2 separate regions of the Homo sapiens genome follow, and region 2 is linked to region 1. The links are chromatin loops, found by intact Hi-C in ENCODE. Cell type or tissue: Caco-2. All regions are shown on one strand. Links, peaks and the distances in the headings refer to the core of each region. The heading gives the core; the rest is flanking DNA.

The links. Hi-C counts contacts between places; a loop is a spot of excess contacts. Peaks named below come from ENCODE experiments on the same cell type or tissue, not always from the same donor. Only the 100,000 strongest peaks of a DNase experiment are listed, where the experiment ranks them.
Region 2: it touches region 1 in a loop (4-fold over the local background); 2 of 110 quality-filtered maps call a loop at or near these places.

What each region holds. Positions count from the first base shown.
Region 1 is chr11:19,435,348-19,447,750 of GRCh38, forward strand. It overlaps a transcript of NAV2 not described here. Among named protein-coding and RNA genes, the nearest start is that of NAV2-AS5, 66 kb to the right of the region's middle. RefSeq lists enhancers at 6,544-7,743, 7,155-7,244. In Caco-2, for the core only: no CTCF peak of the experiment used is centred there; a DNase peak (open chromatin) is centred at 7,074.
Region 2 is chr11:19,519,154-19,531,556 of GRCh38, forward strand. It overlaps NAV2-AS4 (NAV2 antisense RNA 4), which reads right to left and starts at 4,925. Exons shown (of 4, transcript NR_033989.1): 1 at 4,733-4,925; 2 at 597-741. It also overlaps a transcript of NAV2 not described here. In Caco-2, for the core only: no CTCF peak of the experiment used is centred there; DNase peaks (open chromatin) are centred at 5,128, 5,407 and 6,798.

The DNA.
Region 1 (12,403 bases), core at 2,244-10,243:
TATTTCACTTGGCATAATGTCCTCTAGGTTCATCCATGTTGTCACAAATGGCAGATGTTTCTGTTTTTTTAATGGATGAGTAATATTCCATTGTGTATACATACCACATTTAAAAACTCTATTCATCTGTTGATGGGCATTTCAATTGTTTCCATATCTTGGCTATTGTGAATACTGCTACAGTGAACGTGGGAGTGCAGACATCTCTTTGACATTGATTTCAATTCCTTTGAGTATATACCCAGAAGTGGATTGCTGGGTCATGTGGTAATTCTATTTTTAGTTTTTCAAAGGACCTCCATACTGTTTTCCAAAATGCCTATACTGATTTACAGTACCACCAACAGTGTACAAGCGTTCTCTTTCTTCCATAGTCTCACCAACACTTGTCATCTTTGCCTTTTTGATAATAGCCAGCCTAACAGGTGTGAGATGATAGCTCATTGTGGTTTTAAGTTTCATTTTGCTGATGATTGAGATGTTGAGCATTTTTCCTATATCTGTTGGCCATTTGTATGTCTTCATTTCAGAAAGTATTCAAGTCCTTTGCCTATTTTTTAATACGGTTATTTGTGTTCTTGTTATTGAGAAATTTGAGTTCTTCATCTATTTTGGATATCAGCTCCTTATCCAATGTATGATTTGCAAATATTTCCCCCCAGTCTCTGTGTCGTCTCTTCATTCTATTAATTGCTTCCTTTGTTGTGGAGCTTTTTAGTGTGATGCAGTCCCATTTGTTTATTTTTGCTTTCGTTGCCTATGATTTTGGGGTCACATCCAAGAAATCATTGCCCAGACAAGCATCATAGAGCTTTTCTCCTATGTTTGCCTCTAGTAATTTTTCAGTTCCAGGTCTGATATTTAAGTGTTTAAGTCTTTAATCCATTTTGACTTGATTCTTATATATGGCATAAGTCAAGAATTTAATTTCATTATTCTGCATGTAGATGTCCAGTTATCCGAAAATTGTTTATTTAAGAGACTGTTCTTTCCCCCATTGTGTGTTCTTGGCATCTTTGTTGAAAAGCAGTTGATCATAGATATGTGAATTTATTTCTGGGCTCTGTAGCCTATTCCATTGGTCTATGTGTGTTTTTATGCCAGTAACATGCTGTTTTGATTACTATAGCTTTGTAATACATTTTGAAATCTTGTAGTGTGATGCCACCAAGCTTTGTTTTTTTTCCTTTGGTCAATATTGCTTTGGCTATTTGGGGTCTCTCATGGTTCCATTGAATTTTAGGATTGTTTTTCCTATTTCTGTGAAAAATGACATTGGAATTTTGATAGGGATTTCATTGAATCTATAGATTGCTTTGGGTAGTATGGACATTTTAACAATACTAATTGTTCTACTTCATGAACATAGGTTAGAAGACATGGAAACACCTTTCCGTTTATTTGTGTCATCTTCAATTTTTTATCAATATTTTATGCTTTTCAGTATACAGAGCTTTCATTTCCTGGGTTAAATCTTATTTTCTTTGATGCTTTTATAAATAGGATTGTTTTCATAATTTCTTTTTTCAAATAGTTCATTGTTAGTGTATAGAAATGCTACTGGTGTCTGTATATTGATTTTATATCCTGTAACTTTACTAAGTTCTTTTATAAGTTATAACACATTTTTGGTGGAGTCTAAAGGATTTTCTATACATAAGATCATGTAGTCAGCAGAGACAGTTTCACTTCTTCCTTTACTATTTGGATGCCTTTTCTTTCTTTTTCTTGCCTAATTACTAAAATGAGGTAGGCAAGACTGTGAAAGCAGCAGTGCATTTCTAGATAATGTGATCTATCACAAAGGAAACTGACCACTCATGAGATAAAGCTACTACTATCAACTCATTTAACTGGAAGGTCCCAGGTTCATTAGTTTCTGATTACTTAAGGCTAACCAGACAAATACTTTTTTCCAATCCTTGGAAAACTTTCAACTCAAAACCCACTATCTTCCCAAATGTACATGGTAATCTCTGCTTGATGACTGAGGATTTCACAGTGTCTTGGTGTCATCCTTTAAATATTTATTCCTATCAATCAGATTAAACCTGTATCCAAGTGTTAATATATACAATCTGTTTCCAACCCCACCCCACACTCTGCTTCCCTTTTCTCTTTTCCATCCCCTTCCTTCTGTCCTCTTGTCTTTCTTTGCACCATTATTTTCCAGCAAAATTAACTCTGGAAAATACTGGGGACAATAGTCTTTTATACCTTTGGCTGAATTCCTTCTTTAGGCAGTTAAAGCTCACAAATGGGTCAAATATCCAAATGTCTATTTGTAAAAAGGTTGTTGCATTTCATCAAATCTCAAAAACCATTGGTTATAACATTCACTATGATTTATGTGCCACTCAGAAAAAAAAGTTACTGCCAATTAAACTATGAAACGATGCATTCTCATCACTTCAAATGTTTCTACCCATTATAAAGTTTTCTTATACTTAACTAGACATAACTTTCTATCATATAACTATTGTGCAAGCATAAAAAAGACAGGCAAAATACATTGAATAAGTATTCCTCAAACATCTCCAATTAGAGGCTGAGTTTTCAGAATCACTTCTGAGTCATTGATATGTGTATTTTTCTCCATAATATCACCCTCTGTGCCAACATAATCACTGGTGATTTAATGTCTCTGGAATGAATTCTTAAAAGAATGAAAAGCCTTCACTGGGGCTAGGTTCCAAGCCGCCTCCTTGGCAATGACATAAAGTGCTTCTACTTTTGACTCTGGCCTCACCTGACTTCTGATCCACTATCACCCATCCCTTGTTCTATAGTCATTTCATTCTCAGGGTTAAAAGAGGAGTTCCCTGTGGCCTCATCGTTGTGCTTTAATGTGCACCAAGGTACTCTCCATGGACTGTCTTGTCAATCCTTAACAGCAACCTCATGGGTACTATTGTTATCCCAGTCTACAGGTGAAGAAGCTGAGGCTTCCGAAGATTAAGTAGCAGTCATCAACCACTGTGTGTGGCAAGACAGGGAGCAGGGGAAGCACAGGTTTGGATGCAAGCAGCCCTATTCTCAAATCTTGTCTTTAGCCCTTGTCACCTGTGCAATCCTGGGGAACTTATTCTGTATCTCAGAGTCTGTTTTACCAGCTACTATGATCTGTTTTTAACTCATAACACTTCTAACACCAAATGTGAGGGTTTTCCACACCAACAACCAATTTTCATACTCTCCAGACACCAACCATTCCAACAATTCCATTCAATTCTGACTCTAACTACCCAGTGACATTGACCAATCAGCTATAAATTAGGATTTTCCACACCTCCTTCCTTGGGTTTGATAATTTGCTAGAATGGCTCACAGAACTCAGGAAAGCATTTTATTTACATTGACTGGTTTATTATAAACGGTACAGATTAGTAGTCCAAAGGAGAGTTGCATAAGATGAGGTCTGGAAAGATCCTGATTGCAGGAGTCTCCATTCTGTAAAATTAGAGTGTGCCACCCTCCTGGCATGTGGATGCATTCCAACCCAAAGGCTCTCTAAACCCAAAGGCTGTCTAAACTTAGAAGTTTAGAGATTTTTTTTTTTGTAGAGGTTTCATTAAGTGGCATAATTGATTAAATCATTGGCCATTAGTGATTAGCTCAATCGCCAGCCCCTCCCTCCTCCCTGGAATTGGGGAGTGGAGAGGGCTGATTGCTCCAATCCTCTAATTGCATGGTTGGTTCCTCTGGCAGCCAGCCCCCATCTTGAAGTTTTCTAGGGGCCCACAAAGGGTCACCTCATTATCATAAACTCAGGTGTGGTTGGAAGGGGCTTGTATGAATAGCAAAAGATGCTCCTTTCACTCCTATGGCTCGGGAAGTTCCAAGCGTTTTAGAAACTCTCTGCCAGGAACCCAAGACAAAGACCAAATATATATTTCTTATTGTATCACAATATCATACCAGCTAAGTGGCAGTGATACACACTGGGGTCTATAAGAGGGTGGAGGGTAGGAGGAGAGAGAGGATCAGAAAAAAATAACTAATAGGTACTAGGCTTAATACCTGGGTGATGAAATTTTGTACAACAAACCTCCTGAAATGAGATTACCCTGGATCATCCAGATGGGCACCACATAATCACACCGGTCCTTAGAAAAAGGATATAGGAAGAGTCATTCATTTTACTTATGTAACAAACCTGCACATGTACCCCTGAATTTAAAAGTTAAAAAAAAGTGGCAGTGATAATATTGACCTCACAGAGAGGTTGCGAGCTGTGGATGGGATAACCTATGTAATAGGCCCAACATGATACCTGTGTTTATTTTCTATGTCCCAATGTGCTCATTCACATATTTGGCTCCTTAATCATTCATACATGACATGATCAAGAAATACATTTTTATGAATGAACACTGTGACTGATGCAATTTCCTAGGTAACTGAGGGTTAATTAGAAATCCTCTTTTGTTTCAACCCTTGTTAAAAATCCTTAGAACATGTCAGAATTCATTTTTCTTACATGCGCTGAGCGTGATTTAATCTTCCATTCATTCTGAACATCAGTCCTCATTACCCAGGGCTGCAGGTATAGCCAAGGATAATGTGGGATATTGAGAGTAACATACAAATTGGTTTAAAAAAATTAATTACAAGTACAATTTTTAAAAGTAACTTACCCTTTTGACCAGACCTTCAGCAAAACGCCCATGTATTTGAAGTTATATAATTAAAAGCTAGATAATAGAAGCATTCTTTCTTTATGTTCAATTGCCACTCAAATGTTTAGTCGATCACACACGTAAAAAATAATCTTTCAGGGCCTACTATGTGTCAGGCAAATGGCTGGTATACCAGATGGACGTGGTTGCTGTCTGCATGAAGCTACTGTCTAGTGGGGAGGACAGACAATTAGCAGGGGAGATAGTGGGTGCTATGGGAAGCCATGGCAAGAATCCCAACTCAGTCTTAAGTTGTCAGTCTTGGGTCTAGTGAGGGTGGTGGTGGTGGTGATGGTCAGGACAGGGAAGGCATCCTGAAGGAAGTGATGGTTAAACCAAGTGCTTCAGGATGAGTTGGAGTTAGGCAAAGGGAAAGGTTGTAACCTGTACAAGGGTGTAACTAGTATTGTCCAAGCTGCTGGGGTCGGTATGGTTGGAATAGAGGGTGGGTCTGGGAAGTTGAGAACGGGGTAAGGAGAGGGGCTAGGTTATGCTCCTGGCTGATTGTCTCATGGGAGTCTTATATAACTCTAGTCATTCATTCTTGCATTGAACATTTATTTGGTACTGAGGATGCTGAAAGTACTGACTGTGTTAGGTTAAGTGCAGTCAAGTATGGTAAGGGGGTGAGAGATGGGCACAGAATACCAAGCCATGGCTGTCTTGTTAACTGTTGAACCTGACTGCCCAGTCTACACACCTCCTGGCATCGACTAGGCATTCAGTGAACTCTAGGTGATTGACTAACTCAATGAATGAATGGAGGCTTGGTTTAACCTTCACCCTCCCTCAACAACTATTCCCATTATTTTCTTTGTGCAGGATAAACATCTTGAAACACCTCTGCCCCATCGCTAAGTAGGCCAATCTTCCACAGCGTCTAGAAACCAGTACAGAAAAAATGCAGTTTGACCTTGCTGTCATTGTTTGCAGTGTAATGAGGAAAACAGGCATTAAATAACTAACCATACAAATAATTGTGTAATTAAAACTGTGGCACATGATACAAAGAAGATGTACAGGATGATGGAAGGGCACATAAAGGAGAAAGCCCAGGAAGCCTTTATTGAGATATTGATGTTTAACTAGGTTTAGAAGGGGCAAAAGGAGGTGGGAAGAATGTCTCATGCCGGGGGAGGAATACGATGCAAAGGCCTTGGCAGGACAAAAGGCCAGTGTGGCTGGACCCTGGGGATCATCTAGGAGAATGGCTGGAGATGGATGGGTCTAGAGCCTGGAGGAGATTCCCCTACAAGGTCTCTCAGCCATGTTGGAGATTTTGGTTTTTGACTTAAGAGTCCTAGTGAGATATTGAAATGTTTTAAACATGAGAGATATGTGATCAAATCACATTGGCTGCTGTGAGGAGAACAGATCGGAGAGGTACAAGAAAGGACACTGGGACACACACACACACACACGCACACACACACACACACACACACACCCTTCAACAGGCTGACAATGCCCTGTGTACAGATAGCAGTAAGAGCATGAAACTGAGATCTGATTCAGAGAAGACTGAAGTCATTGCACGTCATTTCTTCCTAATCTTTTAGAAACAACCCACTCCTTCATTCTGTCTTATGGTGGGCACTTGTAAGTGGGCTGCTACTTCTTATTTATTTTTTAACCAATTTTGTGAAACAACAGATGTGGTGCTTCTCTTGTGGTTGTTATTCTCAAAGAGAGGATGTTGGTTGCAGCAGACAATTTATCGGAGCCCATTTTCTCCCTTGGCTTCAGCAGGGAGCCAGGGGCTGGGGGTGCTAAGTTGGGCAGGAGTGGAATCCACCCTTCTGTCAGCCGCTGGCTTGAAAGCAAGCATTAGCACGTATTCAATTTGGTCTGGGAGCTCTCCTCTGGACACCGAACCTGGTCCTTATCTATTTTTCCCATTAATAATGAGCTGTTAAATCACATTGCTCATGCCATTTGCAAGATAGCAACGTGTGGTTTAATTGTGCCTGCTCTGTTCCCCCATCATCTCAATCCTCCTCCTAATGGCTTGGCAGGCGGGGCAGGGCTGCTTGGGAACCACTGGCTCAGGCCTGCCATTTCCTGGTCTAGCAATCTCCAGTTTTAGAAACAGGGACTGCTGTGGCGGAAGTGGAGTGGAGCTCCGAATGTGAGGGCCCTGGGGAGGGGAGACTGTGTGCACTCACACCTGCACTCTCCCTCCTCCCCATCATCCCAGAGGCCCTCTCAGAAATCCTAATGGTTGAGGAAAGGGGGCTGGCCTGGCAAGAGGCTGGGCCTCCATTCCTATTTCCCCTGCTCATTGCCTGAGGCTTTCAAACAGTTCCCGCTCCTATCTGGTTTTTGCTGGCGGCACAGGCAAGTTGCTGAGTTCTTGTGATAAGGCTGGCTGATACATAAGGATAATTACGTCTGTGGGTTTGGAATCACTCAAAACCAAAGGTGAAATGACTCAACACAGAGGAGGGCTTTCCCCAGAGAGGTGACTCATGCGCTGGTGGTGGATATGGCTAGAAAGGAGGTGCATTTCTCAAATGTGAGAAGTTGACCTTTCTCTGCTGTTGCTGGGAGAGCCCAGGTGTGGGAGAGCTGGCCAGGATCAGAGGGCAGGGCTCAGGTGGCCTGCAGAAGCCTGCAGTGATGTTGGGAGATGGTGGCATCATAGCAAGGGCCCAGGGCTCTGGTTCCACCCTGCCACCAACTGGCTGTGTAAACTTAAACAAGTCCCCCTGTGGCTGCCTTGGCCCTAGAGTCCCAACCTTTACAGCAAGTGTGACAATAGGCTATATAAAAAGTATCATTCTCTCTCTTCCAGTAGCTTCAAGAATGTGCTTGTTTCCCTTGACTAAAGCAGCTTAGAAGTGGATTGTCCTGTGTTTTTGGTGTTTTAATTTCAGCTGCCCCTTCCACCATCGGGAGAAATGTGGTCCCTTTTAGGATAAGATCTGAGATGCAGTCCCGCCCAAAGAGGTCCCCCTACCTACCCATCAAGGTGTCTGAAACACCCACATTTAGATCTAACTGGAGAGGGAGGCCAGGTAACGTAGTAAAAAGAGCTTGAGCTTTGGGAATGAGACATGAATCTTGGGCATCATATTCCTCATACCACTTCCTTCTTCCTGAAGTCACAGTTACCTTGTCCTGCTGCCACCTATGGCAGCATCCTTGCTAGAATCTCTGAGCTGAAGCCCTGGGACAGCATGGCCTTCATGCCCTCTATGCCAGGCCTTATCCTTGCTGAGTTGCTCCTCCACTGCGACACTTGGATGAAATGCTACACTGCAGGATATGGTTTCTGACCTTCTCAGTGGCCACCAATGGTCTGCAATGACGGAGAAGTATACAGTCAGCTCTCCATGGAGTTGGACCAATGAGAAGGAAGAAACTTGAAAGAGATGGGCAGTGCATCCCCACTCTCTCTCCCTGCCATGGACCACTCTGAGATACAGTTTGTCCTTGCAAATCTTTTGCAGAAAGTCCCACATGCTGAGCAAGGACACCTGTCAGGTGACCTGCTGCATCTGCCAGCAGCTTGTGGTAAAGCAGTGGCCAGCACACTAAGGCATCTCTTTGCATCCTTTTGCTCCTTTCTTCACATGGGTTTTCTTCTCTCCTCTTTCTCACTGTCCTGGGCTTGCACTTCCCAAAGAGTGTTTACACTGCTCAAGCTCTGCTTTCTACAAGACCCAGACTAAGACATCTGGCTTGGAATTTGGATCTGCCCCTTGATAGGTGTGTGAGATTGAGCAAATTCTTCACATCTTCTAAAATGTCAGTTTTCTTCTCTGTAAAATAGGCATAATAACATCTATGTTTTAGAGTTCAGAAAAGTAGATATAATTGTATCAAGTACTTAGCACAGAGCCTAGTATAGATGCGTAGTGAGTGTTCAATAAGGGACAACTCCTCTTATTATTATTATTATCGTTATTATTATTTTTTTGAGACGGAGTCTTGTTCTGTTGCCAAGCTGGAGTGGAGTGCAGTGGCGCAATCTCGGCTCACTGCAACCTCTGCTTCCCAGGTTCAAGTGATTCTCCTGCCTCAGCCTTCTGAGTAGCTGGGACTATAGGCACCAGCCACCATGACACCACGACTGGCTAATTTTTGTATTTTTAGTAGAGACGAGGTTTCACCATCTTGGGCAGGATGGTCTCCATCTCTTGACCTTGTGATCCGCCTGCCTGGGCTTCCCAAAGTGCTGGGATTACAGGCATGAGCCACTGTGCCTGGCCCTTATTATTATCTTTATGGTTGCTGCTATTGTTGTTTGTGGTAGAAATGGCTAGCTGTCTCCAAAGATTTGGGCTCCCCCTCCACAGTGAAGAGTTATTGCTCAGAAGCCCTGCCCAGCCAGGAACTCCATTCCTCAACCTTTCTTGCATCTAGGGAAAGTCATGTGGCTAAGTTCTGGCAAATACAGCGTGGATAGAAGTGATGTAATGCCTCTTCCAGATGGGCTCATAAAATGTTCTTGCTGTGGTTTAACCATGTGCTGAAGATGGTGCAGCAACCATCAGCCTGGATCCCTGAATGGCTGTAGAACCGGCCCCCCACTGCCCACCTGCTCCTCCCCTCACTCTATCATTGAACTCTGTATGAACAAGGAATGAGTTCCCTTTGTGTTGAACCACCAAGAGTTTGGATCTTACCTGTTAAAGCAGCTAATACTACCTTAATAATTACATTGTTATTGCTGTTGTTCCTTTATTATTATTATTACTAATTATTATATTATTACTAATTATTATAAAATATAGAATAAGATCTCCCCTGAGAGGTCGTTTTCAGGCTTTTCTAGTGGTTAACTGTGTAGACTCTGGAGTTAGAATGCCTAGATGTGAATTCCAACTCCATCACTTAGCCCTGTGAATTACTTAAACTTTTTTATAAATAGGCATATGGATATTATGGGACTTGGAGAAAGAAATCTATATGAAGAATAGGAAAATGTCTGGCCCAGAGTAAAAGTTCAATAAAAGTTAACTACCACAACCACCATCTCTGCTATCACTGCCATCATCATCTCCATCTTCATCATCACCACCATCATTATTTATCAATGGAGAATCAGGCACTGGGTGAATGGGAGGTGGACTGTGGTCTGGTCCTGGGGTTGAAGAGAGGCATGCAGAAGATTGAGAACATGGTGCACAGGTGCAAAACAGACAGTCAAACACGGGAAGAGGAAATAAGGAATGTGGTCCTGAAGATAGACAGGGCCCCCTTTGAATTTGGTGACCAGAAGGCTACATTTTTCTGGCAGGTGGTTTTTTTTTAGTCCTACTGGCCAACAAAGATCAGAATACATCCTGCAGGTAGAGCACTGTGCTGGACACTGTGGGAGATACAGTGAAGAAGGAGCTGAGGGAGGGGACTCTGAACTCCTGGGAGGCACCAGGCATGGGACTAGGCACTTTATTCATGTTAACTTGTTTAATCCTCATCACAAACCTTATGAAGTTGCTATGATCCCCACTTTATAGATAAGGAAGCTGATACAAGGTACTTGATGGAATTATGCCATATTCACATAGTAAATTTTGGAGCTAAGATTTGAATTTTAACTGGGTAGGGACTCTGGTCTCTCGAGCCACATCCATTTGCCAAGGGTAATTCAGCAGAATGTCAAGATGTAGCTAGGAAAAAGCAGAAAGTGTTAGGAGACTGATACTTGCCCATTTCCACTAGCTGGATCTAGCTCTGTGGCTTTTGGCAGCCCTCTTTATTGTCTCTGGGCCTCTGATTTTTTTTTTTTTTTTTTTTAAATAAGAGAGAAAGGGAGATGGAGGGAAGTTACATGTGCCAGGTACCATATTAGGCTCTAAACAGAGCAACCATATCATTTAATCTTTCCAATAGTTTACAAGGTAGGTGATGTTATTATCCCCATAGTACAGGTGAGAAATACTGAGGCAGAAAGCGAGATTAAGTCACTTGCCCATTCTCTGTTGTAGACTCAACTTCTTAGCTATGTCATCCTGTCATATGTCCTTGTGTCAACAATGTCTTTGTGGTGCAAAGCCCAAGTCATTTTGCTTTACCATGCTGTGCATCTTCAAGACTTTTTCCAGATCTTAGTTTGCTCAGTCTCATCTATAGAATTTCTTCAGGAAACAACACAAGAAAAACAACGATTTGATTATCTAGCTCTACATTCACCTATCCTCACTTTCCCAGACTAAGGTAATGAAAGTGGAACCAAGTAGCCTCGTTTGAAGCACAGGATCAGGGATCTTAGTTCTCTTGGCTAGAAAACCCCTCCCTCCCACCACCAGAGAATCATAGCTATGGGTTCCTAGATGCCTCCATGTTTTTAAGGATTGGGGAGGAGCAATTTAAATACAAATTTTGCATCCTTTCTTCCTTCCCTCCCAGTTCCTTTTAGTATATGTTCTGTGACATTAACCAAGGCTCAGCCGACACAGAGAACAAGGCCAGAGGTTGTTTGGGTTTAAATGAAAGTTGACACAACTCAAGGTTTATCTGCCTCAGTGGGCAGCTCTCCAGAGAATGGAGTTTTTGGACATGTTGGGGAGTTTTCTGCCTCTTAATGAGCTCCTTCTAGCCTGCCAGGTGATAGCAGGGGGTTAGCAATTGCTTTAGGGGATTCGATAACAAGAATGAGGACTGCATCTCAGACGGTGTGCCTGCCTGCCTGCCTGCCTGCCGCCAGAGTCATCATTAATGCAAACAGCTGAACCGCTGAACTGCTTGGAGCACCTCAAATGTGGGAGCCAGAGCCTGGTGGGGAGGGAGAACCAGGTCATTGTAAAGGCCATTGTCCTTTTGAATATGACCATCCCATTACAGACTGGAGGTCTCATGACCCCCAAACAACAGTGTGGAACAGATGTTGATGTAGCCTGGGACCAGGGAAAGGGGAGCCAAGCGTCAGCCTGGTCTCTCTAGTGCCATGAAAGTCCTCCAGGCACCTGTGATTCTACTTCTCTCCAAGGAGGGGAGACAATAGTGAGGAAAAGAACATTGCATGAGGAAGTGAGGTTACTATGCTGCCTGCTGGACCAGAAGGGAGTTCTATGTATCCCCTCCCCGGAATCAAGAAGATTTTGCCCCACTCACAACTTGGGATACTGAGAGCCACTGTTGCTCAGAGGCCTGCGGTAAAAGAGGTTTATCTGCTTTCTAATCCTAACCTGAATCCTTTTCCAAATGAACAAAACTAGTTGGAAACATGATACTGCCAATCTCTTCCAGATTACTTGAGTCATCTCTGAAATTGAGTGGGCTGGTTCTTTTCAAGATAGATTCTCCATCAGTCTGTCCTATGAACCCAAATAATCATTGGCATTTGCACCTTGCTTCGTGGTTTCCAAAGCATTTCCACTCACCCTCATCTGAACCGGTTGTGTGGGGTGAAGGTTCAGAGCCTGGGCTCTGGGGTTTGGTAGAGTTGGTTTGATTCCAGCTCCACCACTTCCTGGCTGAGACACCAGGACAAACGTGCTTAACCTCAGCTTCCTGCTGTGGAAAGTGAGGATAGTAATTCCCACCTCACAGAGGTTTGGGGGAAGGCGAGACGATGCATTTAAAGCCCTTAGCTCACGGTCTAGCATTCAGTGAGCTGCTATTGTTATTACCCTGAATTCTTACAACACTATGACATAGGTGGGGTAAATATCAAGCACTCCTGACTTAGAATGTAAGCCTGCCTCATGGGCAGAGACCGTATCTCTTTCACTTACCCACAGAATAAGTCACAGAAGGTCCCTTTCTGGACCGGG
Region 2 (12,403 bases), core at 2,115-10,114, 84 kb after region 1:
ATAACAAGAACAACCACTCAACTTCATTAATTCATAATTCGTTCCCAAAATCTTTGTGGAACACCTGCCTTCTACCACCAAATACCAACTGGGCCTCTCAGGGCAGGCTTCCCAGGTGCCTGGATAAAATGATGAACAAGGCAGGTGCACAGTTCTGCCTTCATGCAGCATGGGCTCTCGTAAGGTGCTTATTGTGTGCTAGGGGCTGTCCTAACTCTTTATGCCTTATTTAATCTTCACGTTTCCTTTTAACATGTGTGCTTTCATTATCACCATTTTATGGGTGGAGCAACTGAGGCACAAAGCAGTAAGTCCCTTGCTCAAGGCCACAGAGCTCGGAGACGGTAGAGCCAGGGTTTGAACCCTGATGATGTAGCTCTAGCTCCCTCTGCCACCTAACAGAGAGTGCGTGCTCTGTAACTAGTTGCTGAATGAAAGAAGGAATGACAGAATCCCCCTTTTCCAGGTTTGACATTCAGGAAGGCTGCCCCTGCCTTGGTTTGAGATTCAGCCCAGCATGTCAATGCACCATGTTACCCCTCCCATCTCATTTAAGCAGACCCTCCAGGCTGGGGCTGGCTGGCTGGAGCACTGACCTGGAGGAGAATGTCCTTTAGCAAAGAGCTCCATGGAGAAAGTGAGGCAAACTGCGTGATCACCAGAGGAGTGATGATTCCACAAACACCAACTGGGCCTCTCAGGGAGATCCTGGGCCTTCTCTGGGAATGCTGAGGCTGGAATCTGTGAAGCGCGTTTGAGAATTCAGCTGCAGCATGAACCTGCTAATTAGGGGTTGTGTTTATTTTGTGCTACATAAAGCAGATTAGATTAACTAAGCAAGACGGAAGCATTTGGAGGGATAACTCTTTCTCTCTGGCCCAGGCTTTCTTTAACTTTACTCTTAGGGCCTGAGGGCACTGAGGTCCTTTCTTTGCTGGACCAAAGGAGACAGAGTGTTTCCTGGCAGGGTGCCCAGAGCTCCACTCTCCTCCACGCTCAGGCAGCCACTGACCACAGGGACCCCTGGAAGGATATGGCTGCCTCTAATCCTTTTATTGCGATGCACTCATAAACAAACACTCATGGGCATTTTACTAGACAACAGCCCAGGAGCTGACACCAGCTCATTTTCAGGCACGCACGGCCAGCTACAGATGAATTTTAAAATGCTGCTGAAAACTAGAAAAGTATTAAATGACTTGCCAGGGCAGAAGGGAAGAAGCCATGGGATGCCCTGCCAACCCTGAGGCAAAATCCGCCCCGTGGCCTGTGGGGCCCACCTGATTGTCTCTGCCTCCCTGTCCCATACCTCAGTGTACCTGACTGTCTTTGCCTCCCAATCCTGTACCTCACTGTGTGTTTCAGCCACGCTGCCTGCTTTCCATTCAGTGACAGCTCCTTCCTGCCCCAAGCTCTATGCAAATGCTGTTCCCCCTTTCCCTCCTTCCTCCTTTCCCATCCTCTAGGGCCCCCTCCCCTATTTTACCCTATCTTTGGAGACCCTAAGCTAAGGCCTCTCATAGAGGACATGAGCTCCCCAGGAATATCAAAGACAGCTCAGATTTCAGGAAGGGGGAACAGGAAGATGCACTTTGCCAAGCGAGGGCCCAGTGGTGTGTCTCCAGGTACCTCTGGGTACCAGGTGCTCTGCTGGTCTCAGTCCCAAGCTGGCACTCACAGGAGGCAGGGGCGTGGGCCTTGGGAGAGCAGAGGCCACTGCTGGCTGCCATTACCATTTCATTACTCATCTGCTAATTGTGGCAAATGGGGATTTTACAGCTCCCCTGGCCCTCGCTGTGGGCTGAGGCAGCGGTTTGATGGAAAGGGAATGGAAGAACAGCCTTGGAATCTTTTAAGAAGGCCCATGCGCCTGCCTATCTGGTTTATTTGGACCCTGCAAGCCTGCATTTGGGTCCAACAGCCATTTGGCCATGAGGCGGGGCGTGGTGATGGGCCTTGGAACCCAAACACTCCAAGCTGAACCCTGCGTCTCCCCATCTGGAGAGAACTCTTCCACTTGGGTCATTCATAGTGGGTGGCCAGTGGTTGCCACTGGGTTTAGAAGAGTGATTGAGTCACGTGCTACTGCTGGGCAGACCCTCTGAGAGGAGGGTGAGGGGGCTGTGAGGAGACACCAGGCTTCCTCTTGGAGACCATGGACCCAGAGGCCAGTCCCCAAGTCCTAGGTAGCTGTGATCCACAGCAGCAGAGAGCCAAGCTTTGAGGAGCACAGGCTTTAGAATCCACGGCCAAATCGGAGCTGGCTCTCTAAGTGATGGGACATTTAGTTTCTGAGTTTTGGGTAAGATGAAATTAGATAATGTACATAAGTGCTCAGCAATAAAGGATCCAGTTATCGGGGAGGCAGAAGAAAATTCTCACGCCCTGTGCAGCTCACAGTTTCATTCTTGACCTATCTTATGCGTTAGTGGGGATATTTGAGGAGCTCCTTACCCTATCTGCCACTCTGTAATAATAACCAATAATTATATCTGATATCAGTGAGCACTTATTGAAGTCCAAGGGCTTCAGTCTTTTGTGTCTGGTCTTCACAACCACCCTGCACATAGGCCTTCTGAGATCCATTTTCCAGATGAGGAAGCAGGAATCAGAGGGAATAAGTAACGTGCCAACGGTCGCTCCAGCAGAAATGCAAACCCAGGACTGTCCCTCTGCATGGCTCTGGACCCTTCCTTTCTCTTTGGCCACTATCATTCAATCACTTTTGTGAAGAACTGTAGCCAACTACTCTCTCTCCCACCCTCTGCTCTGAGAGGCAGAATTTGGCAGGGGCTAAAACTGGGGTTTTAGAGTTTAGGCAGATGGGTTTGGATCCAGCTCAGTGGCCTACTAGCTGCATGGCTTGGACAGTCATTTGCCCTTTTGGGGCCACATTTTTGTTTGTAAAGTGAGGATAAGGCCTGCTACATAGAGAGGTCACAAGACAGTAAATGAGCTCAAGGACTTGTTGGTGCCCGACATACGCCAGATCCCACTTGCCTTCCTCAAGGATGGCTGTGCCGCTTGGAAGCCACCACACAGCCTCCCTCTTCTGCAGAACAGCAAGAAGGTGGGAGACAGGCTCAAAATGAAGCCACATTGCACCCCTCACAAGGCATTCGCCTCCCTCCATCGTCTCCAAGCCCACCACTGGAGGAGGAGCCCACTGCCTTATTCTTTTTGATAGAGAGAGGAGTGGTCCAGGGAGCATCTGCTTCTGTGTTTACAGGAGTGTGGCCTCCAGAGGTTTCTGATTTTCAGCGATAAACAGCTTAGAGGATGAGGCCCCACACCTTCAAGAGGCTCATAGTGTCAGCAGTAAGGGGCCAGCAACAGTGACCCCGCCTTCTTCCCTCCTCACCAGCCGGGGGTATCCAGAGTGCCCCTGGCCCCTGCTGGAACCCATGAGGCCCTCCTGAGCCTCCTCACCACTGGAGTGCCACTGGTGTGTGTCCAGCCTTCAGATGGTCACTGTCACCCCCACTGGCACCTTGTGGCCAGCATTTGAAGTGTTGGGCATGCCTTTCTTCACTGTGATACAATTTTTCTGCATAGGAGAAAAATCATGACACTTCTGAATAAGGGAGTTGCTGTGTTATTCTGTAGAAGAGAACATGCTCTGTCCAAGCTGTTATTTCACGTCTGTTCTTAAGAATTGTCACTTTAATTCCCCAATGTCAACAGAATCCTGATGGCATGGCTGCCTAGAGCTCAGCGTCCTCCATATACCAGCCCCAACCTACCTCCGGGGTCTTACTTGCAGTTATTATTATTGGGAATAATGATGGCTGTTGATTAAAATGATCATATCATCCACAGTTGAGGACTCACAAGGCATGAGGCCATCTCCTAAGCACTCGACTCATTATCTCACTGGGTTCTCATTGGAGAATTCATCCAGAGGAAGCAGGTGTTAGGTCCCATTTTGCAGTGAGAAGTCTGCAGCCAGGAGAGGGTACCTCACTTGTCCCTGGGCTCCTAGACTTCAAAGCTGAAGCTTGTGCTGCTCTGTTGACCATCACTCCACACCCAAGGCCCCCATCTCCTCCACACGAACTCCCTTCTCCAGTGAAAACCGCCTCCTGCCCGGTCCTCCTGTGTGCCTTTCACATGCCTTCCCCATGCTTGTCAGGCTGTTCCCTTGACCAGGAAAGCCTTGGGGAGCAGCAAGGTGAAATGGATGGGGCACAGGCTCTGGAGTCAGGAACAGTGCATCCCTCCTGTTCCACTTCCCAGCTCCCAAACTATTTAAGCTTTCTGGGCCTCAGTTTCCCTACCTGGAAAATGGGAAGATGTCATGTCATCATTGATTTGGTGAGGCAACATACACAAAACATCTGGGTGGTGGCACTGGCTCACCTGTTGAAGTTCTGCCTGAAGCTGGAGGCCCAGTTCTGCTTCCTCTAGAGCGAGGCCTTCTCTGACTAACTCAGTCTGGTGACATTTCTTCTTCTTCCGAGCCACTCTTCTTCTTTCTCCTCTAGGAAGTCCATGTGCCATGAGGGCAAGGGCCCCCACATTGACTTAATGCCATCGTTTGCACATTGCAAGAGCTTGATCAAGGTTTGCAAAGCAATTGCTCTTCAGGACTCGTCACCATCTGCACCCCACCTTCTTCTCCAGCATCCTCACTCTCTATACCCCAGTGTCTTCACTCTTCACCTCCCATCGCCCACTCTGAGCCTCCTGTATCTGACTCCCTGTGTCCCCAGACACTGAAGTTCTCTCTTACCTCCTGGCCTCTCTGTTTATAATGCCTTCCTTCACTTCTTTCCCTGGGTAGCTTCTGGTCTTCCTTTAAGATTTAGCCCAGGTGTTTTCTCCTCCTTCAGGAAGTCTTCCAGATACTCCAGGCTGGTTAGATACTCCTCCTCTCTGTTCCCACAGCCTCTGACTTCTCTCTTAGCACTTGTCAACCTGTATTTGTCCTGTTTGTTCACCTCTCTATCTCCCCTGGTAGGATATGATCCCCTGAGGGTAGGGACCCTGTTGTTGTCATCTCTGGAGCCCTGGCATTTGACATGGTGGCCACGACCAAGCCAGTATTTGTTGAGTAGATGGATGACTGGAGGAATGAGCACCTAGCTGAAAAATTCTGCACATCTGCCACTTGGAGTATCTGCTGGTTGGGTTATGCAACGTCTGTGTGTGTGATGTCACTTGGCCACCTTTACCTTTGCATCCAAGAGACTGTGCTAGCTTGTCAGGGAATGGGACACAGTACTACAGAGCTGTGTGTAAATCTGCATGTGCGTTTCGTGCCTCCAGTTCAAACCTTGTTCATTAGCACAGCAATTAACAGCAGAGCCTAATGACAGATGGCCCGGCTCTGCACCTGAACCCCTGGCTCCTTGGCAGGCTTGGAGCAGGGCAGGCACGTCTGGCATGGTTGATGTTTTCATTGATCTAGTGAGTTCAGCTCCCAGGGCTGCCGGCTATGGAGACAGTGAGCTGACGTCAGTACTGGCTTTGGTGGGGGGCTGGGCCTAAAAGGGCCAGGCTTGTAACAGACTCTTGGAAAGCTTGCAGAAGTTTGGGGACTTTATTGTTTTTATCTTTTTTTAAGATATTAATTTCACATTGGGAAGTCCCAGCACCCCACTCTCAAATTTTCCTAAGCTCTAAGGACTTCCCTAGGAGATGGTGTCTCTTTCCTGCTAATTCTTTACAAGCTTCTAGGCTTTCTACAATTGTTATTTAGGATTGTGATATCCAGGCCCTTTGACTTCAGCTAACAGACACAGCTTCGTGTTTAGAGTGGCATATAAGATCAGTGTTGTGTAAACACAATTATATTTAGCAAGTTTGGAGATGTGGGGTTTTTTTCTTCCTGTTAATCCCGGGTTTGAAATGGCTTCCTAGTTATTACCCTGTGAATGTCATTCATTTCTCCATAAAAGAAATATCAAATTTGTGTTCAAATAGTTGTCTGGGTCATAAATTCAAGCTAAAGTGCAGTGTGTCCTAAGCCATAGCAGATTTCACAGAACTGGAGTTCATTAGAGCTAGAAAGGATCTTACTGTCCAACCTGTGTCATTGACAGATGGGGAAACTGGGCCCCAGAGAGGTGCACTGATTTGCCCAAGGACACATGGCAAGTAGGTGGCAGAGCTGAAGCCACGTGTTGGTCTCCAGTGGCCCCTTTCCTACACCATGTTTCAGATCATCAGAAATGCTCAGGCTTTGCTGTGTGCCAATCCCAAACCACTCTAGAATGAATTTCTTAAGTGGTGTTGGATATGCTTCCTTGAGCCTGCCACCAAACTTGGTCTGAGTGAAATAGAAGAGGGGGTGCAGGCAGAGGAAGTGAGGACTGCGGTCTGTCGTTAGTGATGTGGAAACCACGCATCTTCTTTACGAAGGTGTTGACAAGTCTGTGTGCCCAGGGAGCCACGCAGGGGAAGAAGGTTAGAAGGCTGGGTAGTCCCTGAGGTAGGAAGCAACTTCAGCGAGAACCTGCCCATCTTTGCAAAGTGGGCACTTCTCTCAGTGAGGGGGTTGCAGGCAAAACTGCGGGGATAGTCTTGTTCCCACAGAAGAAGTGGTTGGAGAAATACCTATCACATCGTGGAACAGTGCCCTCATTCTGCATTTTCTTATCTAGGAGACAAAAAATGCCTCCTGGAGATAACCTACCTGCCCTCCCTTCCTTTGAGGAAGTTTAACCTTTCTCCCTCATTGATATGGAATCCCAGGTATTTATCTGATGACCTGCTGAGATTGGTAGTTCAGAAAAACCAGTCTTCAGGCTTAGGGGAAGCTGGACGTGTATCCTAGGGTGGAGGCCCAGGTCTCGGGGACAGGTCCCACCTCTCCTGATAATGTTCCCCGCCTCCCTGTCAGGAGGTGCAAAGGTTTGGGTGGGCATTGTGAAATGTTGCCCCAGAAGAAGGTTTCCTTCTCTTTCAGCATCATGCTGAGAGGTCCACACATGGCCCTACTGCCACAGTGTCACGAAGGCAGACCTGTCCTTTCTGCCTTGTCTTTTTAAAAAAATCACCCCAGGGCCATTACAGCTCCTCCTGGTTCCTGATTCACTGTGTTTTAATCAAGCATAACTCTTAGAATGAGCAGAACATGACTTCATTTTTGTCTCTCAGTGTTTTCTTCTCCCCTGCAGTGAAAACTCAAAGAGGCCCCACAATGTTTTCGTCCTCTGTTAGGTAATATCTTGCATAACTTGAAGTCACAAAACACAGCCTCAGTTCTGTAATTGGAATTCCCAGTCCTGTGTGCTAATTCCAACTCTGCATTTGAATTGGAGATCAATCTTCTCCCCTTCTCTTTCTAAAGTCAGCTTCAGAGTCAGCCTTGTCTCGGGGGAATGAATATGATTGGCCTCTTATCTCTTTCTCTGTTCTTTTTTCACCCATTGTTTACTCACTGCACACTCCAGGATTGGATGAAGAAGAAGGGGAAAAGAGGGAAAGACAGTTCTTACTTGCCTGGTGTGCTTGTGCTTATTGGCAGACATTTAAAACCCACTCTGCAGTAGAGGTCTTTCCCACTTTCTCAGAGTCCCCAGGATGGCTGGGGAAGCTCTCCTACAGTCCCCTGACCTGGCTGATTGCACTTGATCATGAGGCCACCACTGGCTTGGCAACCCCTTAGGAAATCTGAAGTTCATTCCAGCTTTCTGCTGAGGTCCATTACTTCCCTGGGCCAACTTTCTGTTACACAAAGTCCATATCTGGAAAATACCATTTTTGTACCCACAGACCTTGGGAGTAAGGTAGTGGTAATTCTTCTTCATCCCAGCTTTCCTTCTCAGGCCAACATTCCTGAGGACATCCTAGGTCCCTGGGGTTCATGGCTCCTTGGCTGCTGCTGGGGAGGGAGAGTTGGTTTATTTCTCCATGCTATGGCATCTTTCTCCAACCCTCCCACCCCCACCATCTCTATTGTTTATCTCTCTTGATATGGTTTGGCTGTGTCCCCATCCAAATCTCGTCTTGAATTGTAGCTCTCATAATTCCCACGTGTTGTGGGAGGGACCTTGTGGGAGATAACTGAATCATGAGGGCAGTTTCCCCCATACTGTTCTCATGGTAATGAATAAGTCTCACGAGATCTGATGGTTTTATAAAGGGTTTCCCCTTTTGCGTGACTCTCATTCTCTGTAGTCTGCTGCCATGTAAGATGTACCTTTTGCCTTCTGTCACGATTATGAGGCCTCCCCAGCCATGTGGAAATGTGAGTCCATTAAACCCCTTTTTCTTTATAAATTACCCAGTCTCAGGTGTGTCTTTGTCAGCAGCATGAAAATTGACTAATTCATTGCTCTTTCTCTCTCTCCATCTTTCATTATCTCCCAGCCGATAGCCACACTCCCTTGCCTTTAACTTTCCCAAGTCTGTATCAGGCACCAGTCCAATGAGCTTCAACTTTCCAGTGGACAGACATCAGGCTCTCCAGCCCATTGAAACTGCTTTTCCTAGCCTGGACATGGTAGCACCAGCCCCACCCCCACCCCGTCCACTCAGCAACTCTCTCCGCATCCAGCACTCTCTTGAATTTATCAGATGCCAATCATGAACTTCTGCAGCTTGATCTCTCACAGTATTTTGCAAAGTATATGATGTCTTTTTGTCTGTCTTAGGGTCCACACACTTGGAATGCACTCTGACTTAGGCTCTTGATTTGCATCTGGGGTGGTCCCTTCTGACTGGTCAAGCCCACCTCCCACCAGCACTCCTACAGAGGGGAATTCTACAGACCTCCCTGCCACTTCCCTGTGGGGTTGAGGGTGCAGCCAAGTCACAAGGAGATAGCTCCCTGCCCTGACACACACACACACACACACACACACACACACACAATCCTGGGAATCAGGCTGCAATTGTTTCTCTTAACAAATGGTAGGGACATGGCAGTGGGGAAGTTTTCCCAGAGCTTTGTGAAATCAAGCCACGTTCCCTGCTGTGTGGTACATGGCAGGCATGAAGGATTAATAATTTTTGTATCGAGGAAACATAGCACACTCCCAGTGCTTCTTCTCCCACCCCAGTTTCATGTTTTTAATCTGGGAGGGGACCATGGAGGGACAAAGGGAAAAGAAAAATGGTAGCAGAAAAGGAGGTGGTTTGAGGAAGATCTTTTGCATAAATCTGCTGTAAATCAGCCATCATGGACCCTGGGCAGTTCTTTTCATGACCTTCTGGTCTTTGCCTTCCCTCATCCCCAGTAATTTTTAGTGAGAAGGAGCATTTTGCAGTTTAGGGACACTGCTGAGAGAACAGTGCGCCATGTCTCTTATTTTTCATCCTTTACTGAAACTGCAGGTGAGTCCATTTCTCATACACACTGTCTGACTTCCAAAGACCTGAAACCCCATCACCTCACTGCCAAAACAGGGATGGACTCCGGCAGGTGGGCAGAGGCGGCTGGAAGGCATTTGCCAGCTCCCTTCCAAAATGAAGCTAGCTTTCCTTTAGCCTTCAGGCTGCCAAGTAAAAAGTCTATAAAACAGTGGTTCCCATTTTTTAAGAATGGGAAGGCCGGGCACGGTGGCTTATGCCTGTAATCCCAGCGCTTTGGGAGGCTGAGATGGGCAGATCACGAGGTCAAGAGATCGAAACCATCCTGGCCAATATGGTGAAACCCTGTCTCTACTAAAAATACAGAAATTAGCCTGGTGTGATGATGCACACTTGTAGTCCCAGCTACTCGGGAGGCTGAGGAAGGAGAATCACTTGAACTCGGGAGGTGGAGTTTGCAGTTAGCTGAGATCATGCCACTGCACTCCAGCCCGGTGACAGAGTGAGACTCCATCTCAAAAAAAAAAAAAAAAAAAAAGAGTGAGTAGAAACTTATTTTGCCAAGAAAAAACATTAAAGAAAAAGAAACCTAAAAAGTGAACATCCAGCACCATTATTTTATAGAAGAAAGGGCGTTTTGGCACGTGCGTGCACACACACACACACACTCCAGGTCGGAAAGAACTTAATCTCAGAATAAACACTAAAAAAATTAGATTTTTGTATAAAAACTCCCAATATTGTCTTTATTTTTCTCATGTTATTGGTGCCCCATGAAAACTTCACTGTAGTCTGTTCCTTGGATTAGCTCTTGGAAAGCAGGAGCTGAAGTTACTGAGTTAGTCATAAAGTTAAGAAGCATTTAGATCCACAAACAGCTACATCTCATTGCATTGATTAACATTTAACACATACGCATGGTTGTCTAGTTCTTGCTGGGCAGTAGATTTAGTGCTGGGGGTACAGCTGCTCCCTGAGAGAGTGTGTACTTGTGTGAAAGGACATGGAAGTGACACCTCCTCTGGGAGGCCCCCCAATACCATCCCAATTACAGTGTCAGTTGAGACCCGCCCCACCCCATCCCCAGTAATTCTCTAACATGTCGCCTTTTTCTTTTTCTTTGGAGCCCTTACCCGAATGGAAGTTACCTTGTTTATGTCTTTATGTCCTTTGGGGCCTGTCTCCCCACCTGGGATATAAGTCCCAGGGGTACGGGAACTTTTCTGCCCTAGGGACCACTGGAGCACCAGCACAGAGGTCCAGGGTTCCCCTTGGTGGCTGATGTGGGGTGGAAGTTGCTGAGGGAATAGGACAGGGCACCCCCTTGTCCTGAGCCCCTCACACAGTAACCTCTTCAAATCACTCAGTGACCGGTGAAGAGACCAGCGGGCCTCCTGCCCTACATAGGTGTTCTAACTTCTGAATTAGTTGGGTTCCAGTCAGAAAGATAATTTAGAGTGGAACACAAAGCGTCATTTTTCTTTACAGAAGGAAAACAAAACATCTTTTTTACTACCATTGACCTCCTCCTCTAGGGGTGTGGGAGGTTGCTGGAAGGTCATGGGATATTTCGAATGGAAAAATCAGCATTTGTCTGTCTCCCTTCCCCCAGTGGAAACCATCGGCCCAACAAAGCACACTGGTGGCAGCTGGAGGGTCAGAAGTCCCCTGAGCAAGTCACCATTGTCACCACTGGAAGTGGTGAGGAAGATCACTTGCAGGCAGGACCATAGCCTGGCATTAGCATTCTGGTGACCCCAGCAAAGAGGCGGTGTGGGGACTGCCTCTGTGTGGGGTGGGGTGTGATTGTTTCTTAGGAGGTAGCTGTAGTTACAGGACAGCCTTTGCAAGCTCCTACCACTGTGTGTATCCACAGGCAGGCAGGGTGGCATGAAGCTCAAAGCAGCACCCTGGGCATCACGAGGCAGGGACTGAGCTCTGTCAGGTTAGATGGTAATAATGCAAGGTAGCATTTGCTTAGAATTGGCTATGCCCTATGTGCTTTACACGCATATCATGCACACCAGAAGGGCTCACAGCAATTGTATGAAATAGATGTGGTCATTATTTCCTCTTCATGCCTGAGAACACTGAAGCTCAGAGGGGTTAAATGGCATGCCCAGGGTCACCCTGCTGATGGATGGTATCACGTGGACTTGAATCCAAGTCTTCCCACCCCCAAAGCATGGACACCGCTGTGCTTCTGTCTGAGTTCACCTGCCACGGAAATGTGCTGTGGTTTTGTGACAAGCTCCAGAGCTCCGTGGCTAAATGTAGAGGTTGGAACAACAGTAATAAAGTAATAAACGATAAAAAACCAAGCACCTGCTATGTGTCATGGACTGTGCAGGCACTGTATGCACATTAACTCAAAACAGCCCTGAAAGGTCGGCCTAATTCTTCCAATTATACAGATTAGAAACAGGCTGAGAGTTTAAATGAATCTGCCAAGTCCCACAGCCACGAAGTAGTATATTCAGAATTTGAACTCAGGTTAGTTTGACTTCAAAGTCATTGCTCCCTTGAAAGCATTATCCTGTGAAAACTGATTCACTCAACAAATATTTATATATACTTCATTTACCAACTAGTATTTATTTATTAAATATCGGTATGTATTTCAACAAATATTTATAATATTCATCCAACAAAGATTACTACTATTTCTATGTATTTATGTATTTATTGCCTGGCATAGAGTAGGTATTGAAGAAATATATAGACTATGCTAGAGAGTAGGGATTAGGCACTAAACATGACAGATAAAATCTTTGCCTTCATGGGGCTCACATTCTGGTAGGGGAAACAGAAGATAGACATGGAAAGAAAGAAATATATGTAATAGCACCTAATTATAAGTTACTTTAAAAATGAACCAGAGTAAGGAGGCAGGGAGTGATTTGGGCAGGGAGCTAAGGCTGTTTTAATCACAGGCTCACTCTGGCTGCTGCTCTGAGCCAAGACCGTAGGTAGTCAAAGAAGCAGGGGGCCAGTTAGGAGGCAATGGAGATAATCTAGGTAAGAAACAAGAAGTTCTTGTCTCCAGATAATGGTAGCAGATTGGTAGGAAATGATTGGACTCAGAATTTATTTTTAAGTGAGCCAGCAAAATTTGTTGACAGATTGGATGCAGATTACAAGAGAA